Regions from separate parts of the Mus musculus genome. Here region 2 is linked to region 1. Evidence: chromatin loops called from intact Hi-C (ENCODE). Cell type or tissue: gastrocnemius. All regions are shown on one strand.

What was found. Hi-C counts contacts between places; a loop is a spot of excess contacts. Peaks named below come from ENCODE experiments on the same cell type or tissue, not always from the same donor. Only the 100,000 strongest peaks of a DNase experiment are listed, where the experiment ranks them.
Region 2: it touches region 1 in a loop (4-fold over the local background); 1 of 42 quality-filtered maps calls a loop at or near these places.

Annotation. Positions count from the first base shown.
Region 1 is chr15:83,203,028-83,207,027 of GRCm38, reverse strand. No RefSeq gene overlaps it. Among named protein-coding and RNA genes, the nearest start is that of Cyb5r3, 33 kb to the right of the region's middle. In gastrocnemius, a CTCF peak has its summit at 1,666 (motif pointing right); a DNase peak (open chromatin) is centred at 1,654; H3K4me3 peaks cover 264 bases.
Region 2 is chr15:82,282,868-82,286,867 of GRCm38, reverse strand. Septin3 (septin 3) reads right to left here. Exons shown (of 12, transcript NM_001368785.1): 4 at 3,681-3,809; 5 at 3,110-3,191; 6 at 2,359-2,496; 7 at 964-1,081; 8 at 336-431. Among named protein-coding and RNA genes, the nearest start is that of Gm52180, 9.4 kb to the right of the region's middle. In gastrocnemius, no CTCF peak of the experiment used is centred here; DNase peaks (open chromatin) are centred at 1,927 and 2,292.

The DNA of each region.
Region 1 (4,000 bases):
CCCTAAGCTAGTAGTAATCCTATAAGAGTTCTATAAGAAAGCAGGCTGATCAAACCACAGGAAGCAAGCCAGTAAGCAGCACCCTCCATGGCCTCTGCATCAGCTCCTGTCACCAGGATCCTGCCCTGTGTGAGTTCCTATTCTGACTTCCTTCAATAACGAACAGCAATATGGAAGCGTACGCCAAACCCTTTCCTCCCTAACTTGCTTTTTGGTCTCAGTGTTTCAGCGCAGCAATAGAAATCCACTGACTGCCGGTTGTGGTGGCGCACACCTTTAATCCCAGCACACAGGAGGCAGAGGCAGGCAGATTTCTGAGTTCGAGGCCAGCCTGGTCTACAAAGTGAGTTCCAGGACAGCCAGGGCTATACAGAGAAACCCTGTCTCAAAAAAACCAACCAACCAACCAACAACAACAACAAAGAAATCCACTGACTAAGACAGTGGACACCAGAAGCAACCCCAATAATTTTGGGACCAATCTCATTCTATTCTATCCTGTTACTAAATTTTTTTTGTTTTGTTTTTTGTTTTGTTTGTTTGTTTGCTTTTTCGAGACAGGGTTTCTCTGTGTAGCCCTGACTGTCCTGGAACTCACTCTGTAGACCAGGCTGGCCTCGAACTCAAAAATCCACCTGCCTCTGCCTCCCAAGTGCTGGGATTAAAGGCGTGCGCCACCACTGCCCAGTTGTTCTTAATTTTTTGAGACAAGGTCTTATGTAGCCCAGGTTGGCTTCAATACACACTAAAAGTAGCTAAGAATCACCTTAAACTTCATTTAATTTTTTTTTTCTAATTTTAAGTTTGGAGAAATAGCTGGGTGGTGAAGAGCACCTTCCTGCTCTTGCAGAAGACGTTCCCAACACCCACATGATGGCTCACAACCATTCATAACTCCAATTAGAGGGGATCCGAGCCCTCTTCTAACCTCTGGTGGGCACCATGCATGCATGTGGTGCACATACCTACATGCAGGCAAAACACTCAAACAGTAAAAATAAAACAAATCTAAAATAAAGAATGCACTTAAAAGTTCTTGTTGCGAGGTGGGGGGTGGAGGGTCCAACGTGTCGAAGTGCCCATGTGGAGGTCAGAGGATAATTCTCTCCACTGAGTCGATTGGAGAGATGGAACTCTGGTTCTCAGGCTTGGTGGTCCTTTTTTTGTTTTTTGTTTTGGTTTTTGTCGAGACAGGGTTTCTCTGTGTATCCCTGGCTGTCCTGGAACTCACTTTTTAGACCAGGCTGGTTTCAAACTCAGAAATCCACCTGCCTCTGCCTCCCAAGTGCTGGGATTAAAGGCCTGCGCCACCACCGCCTGGCAGGCTTGGTGGTCTTTATCTGCTCTCTCAGTTCACAGGCCAGAGTTTGAATTTCTGACCCTCTGTCCTCCCCTCCCCAGTGCTGGGATTACAGGTGTGCACCTCCACATTATAGGCGATGCTTCAGGATCAAACCTAGGAGCTGGTGGCCTGTTGCACAGCACGACTGAGCTACATCACTGGCCCCTTGGATCTCACCTTTCAATATAATAAAACTGAGAGTTGCATGAGCTAGCTGGGGCGCCAGAGCACTGGAGGGGCACTGGGATAGGGTGGCAGCGGTTGCTCTTGCCCATCTATTGTATTACAATTGGTTGGCCAAATTGTAACCTATTTTTCAATTCTCCACATGGGGGCACTGTTGTCTTCAGGCTGTTCTTAGCGAGGCTGCCTTAATGAAGCTGAGATAATGAAGAGGTGGTGGCGGTGTCACATACCTTTAATTCCGCCCCGCTCCTCCTCCCCACCCCCCCACCCCCCTGCACTCAGAAGGCAGAGGCAAGCAGATCTCTGATTTCAAGGCCAACTTGGTCTAGAGAGTGAATTTCAGGCCTGCTAGGGCTACACAGAGAAATCCTGTCGCAGGGGTGGGGGAGGGGGAGGGGGAGGGGAAGCTTTGTAGAGAAATCTCTGACCCAGCCAATCCAAATGCCTTCCTTCAGGAATCCACAACCCCTCCAGCTTCCCAGAGCAAAATTTACACATAATCCACTGGGCTTCGGGAGATAGTTCACCAAGGCAGGAGCCATGCAGACTGCAGGTACCTCCAGAGGTTAGTGTCAGCCCCACCCTCACCCATGACCAGCCTTGTCAGCCTTGTGTTATCCAGGATTGGCCTGAGAGCAGAAGTGTAGCCATGCTTGGGTTAGTAGAGAGCCCTCACACCTCTGTGACCCAGAGCGTGGCTGAGCAGTCTGCACTTCAAATTTATTGCCCTCCAGAGACAGCCCGACTCTCGGTCCAGACCCTCTCACTTCTTCCACCTCCTAAATATCTCCTTGTGTTTTGGCTGCAGTCTGCAGTTGGCTTGTGACCCCACAGGACTGCTCACTCTCCTCTGTCTGGAACTCTAGGACACTCCTGCACCTTCCCGACCCATGACAGCCAGGGCAAGCCCCAGGACAGAAGGAACCGTGGTAGGAAGGGGGTGTGGGTGTTTCTAGATAGGACAGGATCAGCGGCAGGAGGGGAACGGGTCCTGATGGGGCCAGAGCCAGAGGTTGCCACAGAACTGGCTTTCCTCTAACCAGACTGCAAGAATTCAGCAAGGTGCCAGTTTACGGGATCGATGAATTTGAGCACATTGAAGAGAAGGTGGAACCCCCAAGGCTGCAGCTGGGCTATCAGGGTTCACAGAGCAAGCATTTTCCCACTCAGTCTAGGTGGGACTGTCCTTGGGGGCTTTGGTTCTATTTGGATATGGTGTTATGTGGACTCCCCCAGAGAGTCACAGGTCCCCAGGAGGCCTCTGTAATCTGAAGAGGATGAGAAGGAGAAAGCCTTTGGCCACAGTAATCCAAAGGCAACAGCTATTTAGGATCTTTTCTTTTCTCTCTTTCTTTTTTTTTTTTTTTTTAAGATTCATTTTATTTTGGTCTAGGCACTCAGGAGCTAGAAGCAAGTAGGTCTCTGAACTTGAGACCACCCTGGTCTACAGAGCAAGTTCCAGGTCAGCCAAGACTGCATAGTTGTCGCGTCCGCTCTCGACCAGCAAGAACGACGCGACCACCAGTCCTTCTAACAGCAGTTTATTCAGTCCTGATTCTTCTTGTTTATATCTCCCCCGAACCCTGGGCCTCTCACTCCTTTTATACTCTCTCTCATCCACGCACCGCAGGCCACGCCCCCTCGCCAGTCACGAGGCTTCAGCTAATCAGGGCAGCAGGGGCAAATCTCCACCAAATTGGATTCACCTGTATCCTGGTACACCTGCGCAGTACTCAAGATGTTTGTGTCTTATATGAGGAAGTCAGGTGCAAGTCATATGACTTAGCTGCAGTCCCTGGCGCCTTTGGGACTGCCGCCACACCTAGTGAGATCTATTTAATCTCTATTTAATCCTGGCTGGACTTGAACTCTGAGTTCTGTCTCCTTGAGAGACTACCCTGTCTCAAAGAGAAAGAAAAAAATGTGTTTTGATTTTATAAGCATTTGCCCATATGTACGTCTATCCACCACATGCATGCCTGGTGCCTTTAGAGGCAGGTAGAGGTTTGTACCTCCCCTGGAAGAGGAGTTACAGGCTATCTTCCCTGACTATCTTCAGTGGTGATCTGGGATATGAAAGTATACACCAAATAAGAGAAAGAGAGAGAAAGCATGTGAACAGAGAGAGAAGAGATTAAAGAAGCAGCGAGGAGGGAGGAAAGGAGAGAGAGAGAGAGAGAGAGAGAGAGGGAGAGGTAGAGGGAGGGAAGGGAGGAAGGGGGAGAAGGGGAGGAGGGAAGAGCCCTTCTGAAGGAGGAAGCCTGGCCCCTGGGCTGGAAAGTTCAGGGCAGAGTGTGAGGTATGCCAGCCAGGCCCTGTAACAGGTAGGGACTGAGGGATGCTGGGAGAACCTGGAAGCCAGGTCCACTTTGATATGTTAAATATGCACCAAAGCCCTTTGTCCTGGATCTGAATCCCAACCCCACCAACCTGGATTTTGGGATAAGGTCTCACTAAAATTGCCTGGGCTGG
Region 2 (4,000 bases), 920 kb after region 1:
AAGCAAACACTGACTAGAGTATAGATTCCTCTGGGCACCAGCCCAGTGCCCCATCATCTGACAATGGTTTTGCCAACTCTTGGGAAGGAAGGTGAGGCTTGCCTACTTATTTGCTGATGGAAGGGACCAGCTCCCTGTGCACAGGAAACCCCTCTGTGAGCTCACAGTCCTAGTGAGGGTCACTGACTTCCATAATTCCTGTGGTCTGGGTTAGGTGACAGGACAACGGCTTACAGTAAGGGAAGAACAGGAGGAAGGGCCTGAAGGCACCCCCACCCTACCCCCAGAGGCACTGAGGCGGGCATCTGGTGACAAAGAGGGCCCCGTGCACATACCCGGATTTTGTCATTCTCTGTCTTGTCCTCCAAATCCTCATCAAATTCCTTCTGAGGGTAGAATTCAATGCCGTTTACTTCAAGTTCTTTGCGAACCTAGAGGAGGCCAGATAGTAAAGCGGTGATAATCAGTCTCCATGCAGACTGCAGGGCAGCAGGAGGAGGAGTCAGAGCACAGGCTCCGCCCCTGGGACGTCCAGCAGGCAGGGAAGGGTGGTAATGCCGACCTCCCAACCTCCCTCCAGGGCTCTCAGCTCTCCTTCAAGACCAGCTTCCTCTGGGACCTCTTCGGTGTTGTTTTTGGTTTCTTTTCACCCAATGGGAACAAGCAGGGCTTTGCTACCGATTAGTAACCTAACGTTGGATGGGTTCTCGGTTGATGAGTGTATCTGGGAGCCTTTGCCGACCAAGTGTGGACTGGGAGGGAAAGGCAACCTGGGACTGATGGCCTTGCCGTTGGTCCCAGGAACGTCTAGCCCTTGCCTTGGATGGGGAAGTGGGAGGGAGTTAGGGTGGAGAACTGGAGTACAGGGGAAGTGGAAGACATGGCAGACAGGAGATGGTTTGGACCCAGAGGAGAGGAAGGCAGCACTAGAGGTAGGAAAAGGACAGAGAGATCCCAGCTCACCCTCTGCTTGAATTCCGACTTCTCCTCCAGGGTCATGGTATCAGCCTTGGCAATGACAGGAATGATGTTCACCACTTTGCTGAGATGTTTCATGAACTCAAGATCCAGTGGTCGTAAGCTGGGGCCCAGAGAAGGCAGGAAGGTCAGAGCCACATCCCCTTCCTGACTCAGCCACTGCCACCGCGCCAGACTGCCTGATGGCCCTGAGGAGCGGACTGGTCTGGGAACCTGGCTGAAGCCAGGCAGCTGAGGCCCTGCAGCTGCAGCCTCTCCTCTTGCACATGTCTACTGCTTCAGCACCTGCTGCATGTCCCCAACTTTGTCCTCAACCCCTCAGAGTCAAGCTCCCTCTTATCTCCCTCAGTTTCTATACAAAGCATCCCTCTCCTTAAACTCTCTCAAACCACCCGAGACACCTTCCCTGACCCAAGAATTTCTTTCTTTGGGGGACAAACATGGATGGTCATCACCAACTGAACTCTTCTCAATGGCCTCCTGTCAGTCCCCACAGCTCATACCGTAGAGGCAAGCTCTAGCCCCCCACCCCCACCCCAGTCTGACTCTAGTTTGCAATCTGGGGATCCATTAAGTCAGACTGTCTGACAGTGTCCACTAACTGTGGACTGAGGTCTGGGAAGAGCTAGCTGAGCTATCTTGCTAGCTGAGGGAGGAAGATCTCAATTTCAAGGCCAGCCTGGACTACAGAGTAAACTCAAGGCCATTTTGGACAACTAAGTGAGACCCTGTCTTAAAAAGCAAAAGGAGGGCCAGGCATGGTGGCACCTTCAAACTTCAGGGTCTACATCCTCTCAAAAGCTTTAAGTTCTGACCTTGCAGAGGGGCTTAGAGGTACACAGTACCCCGCAGGAGGGTGGTTGGAAACATGGATGAGATGTCTAACCTCTGCCTGTTGCCACACTCCCTATCCCACCTGCTGCTTACAAATCGTGTTCCTGGCACAGTCTCTAGATGTCTGGCTCCCCCTACTGAGATGGCCACTCTAGCTAGATTCCCACAGCCAAGTTCCACATCTTGCCTAAATACCAAGCCCAATGCAGGAGCCCTGGTTCTCTCTGCTTCACCTTTCTTGCCACCCCCATACCCCTGAGCCTTGCCCAAAGCAAGTATCATTGAGCAAACGAGGTACCCTCTGCTTAAATTCTCTCTGCTGGTACAGCTGGGCTGTATGGAGACACCGGTGAGCAGTATGGAAGACAGTAACAGCCAGTTTTACTCTTTCTTATAGAAAGTCTGAGGAACCCTAAGGTCCCAGGGCCATGGCCTTCCAGCCATCTGGCTCTCCCCAGCTAAGTCCAGCTATGGCGTCTCCAGTCTATGGCACAGATGATCCAAACTGGAGCCAGGCCCAGCAGGAGGAGTAGGTGTGGTACGTACGAGTGTCCTGTCGGGGAGATGAAGTAGAGGCAGCAGTGGACACGGGTGTCAGGGATGCGTTTCTTCCTGGCAATGTTCACCTCCTCCTTCAGGAACTTTTCGTACTGTTCGTTGATGTATTTCTCAATGGGCTCCCAGCTGAAGGGCAGGGAAAAAATAGACTGTTTGTATATGCTTGGCCCAGGGAGTGGCACTATTAGGAGGTGTGGCCTTGTTGGAGTAGGTGTGTCACTGTGGGCGTGGGCTTGGAGACCCTCATCCTAGCTGCCTGGAAGTCAGTCTTCTCCTAGCTGCCTTTGGAACAAGATGTGGAACTCTCAGCTCCTTCAGTTCCACGTCTGGCCATGCTCCTGCCTGGATGATAATGGACTAAACCTTTGGTCCTGTAAGCCAGTCCCAATTAAATGTTGTCGTTATAAGAGTTGCCTTGGTCATGGTGTCTGTTCACAGCAGTAAAACCCTAACTAAGACAGATGGGATCCACCCAAAGATCCAAGGACAAAACTCCAGCGTGGCTCTGAGGCATAGTCGGGGCACAATTCCGCACTCTCTCCTTTCTCAACCCAACGGCCAGCTCTTCCTCAGTCTCTCCAACAAATGGCTTTCGATGGATGGCCAGCAAGAATAGCTCCCATGGGACCAAACTCCTTGTCAAGGGAGGATACAGGTAGTTCTCAGTGGGAATGAGTCTTCACCTTGCCTTCCTAGCAGAGTATTTAAGGGGAAGAAAATCTCAGAGGCAGGCACATACCAGTTTTCATTGTTGATCTGGTCTCCAAAGCCTGGTGTGTCGATGACTGTCAGCTTCATTTTGACACCACCTTCCTCTATCACTAGAGAGAACAGAAAGCATCGGAGGTCCTGCGGTCCACTAGCCAGCAACACCCATACTTCTCAGAAGCAGCTATGTGCAAAGTCAAGGTTACAGACTTCTCCCACTTAGCACTTTTACGCATGCTGTTCGATACACCTAGGAGATTGTGCCTGGCTTCTTCCTCTTTCTACTTCTATCTAAATTCTCCCTGGGCTTCCTCGTTCAAGAACCACCGCTTTCATGTCTGTATCCTGAAATACACACACACACACACACACAAACACACACCACTCCTACCTCACTAGGCCTAGCACCCTAAGGAGTTGTCCAACAAATTTGGGGCTTAATTCCACATTGCAGTTGTCTTCCACATCTTAGTCCCCACTATGCCCCCTTCCTTTCTCTTGCTTGGCACAGCCCCCCCCCCACACCGCGCGCGCTCGCACACGCACACACACACACATACACACAAACTGATGTCCACAGAGGATCCTGGCCTAGTTCTCACCATGCCCAATCGCTTTGATCTCCACTGTCTTGGGGATCTTCTCCTCCCGGTTCCAGCTGGAGGCCTTTCGGCTCACTTGGGACTTGAAGAGGGTGTTGACCAGTGTTGACTTGCCCAGTCCACTCTGGCCTGCAGCATGGGAAAGGGAGACAGAAAAAGGGAGACAGGCCCCACATCTGCCTCCTGAGCTGCAGAGCCCTCCTGTGCGCTTACAGAACTCCAGAGCTGTAGTCCAGGCCAAACCTTATTTGAACACCCCTTGAGGAATGAGCACTGGTGTCTCTTTAACGCAGAGGGGCCTTGGAAAATGACAGTTGGAT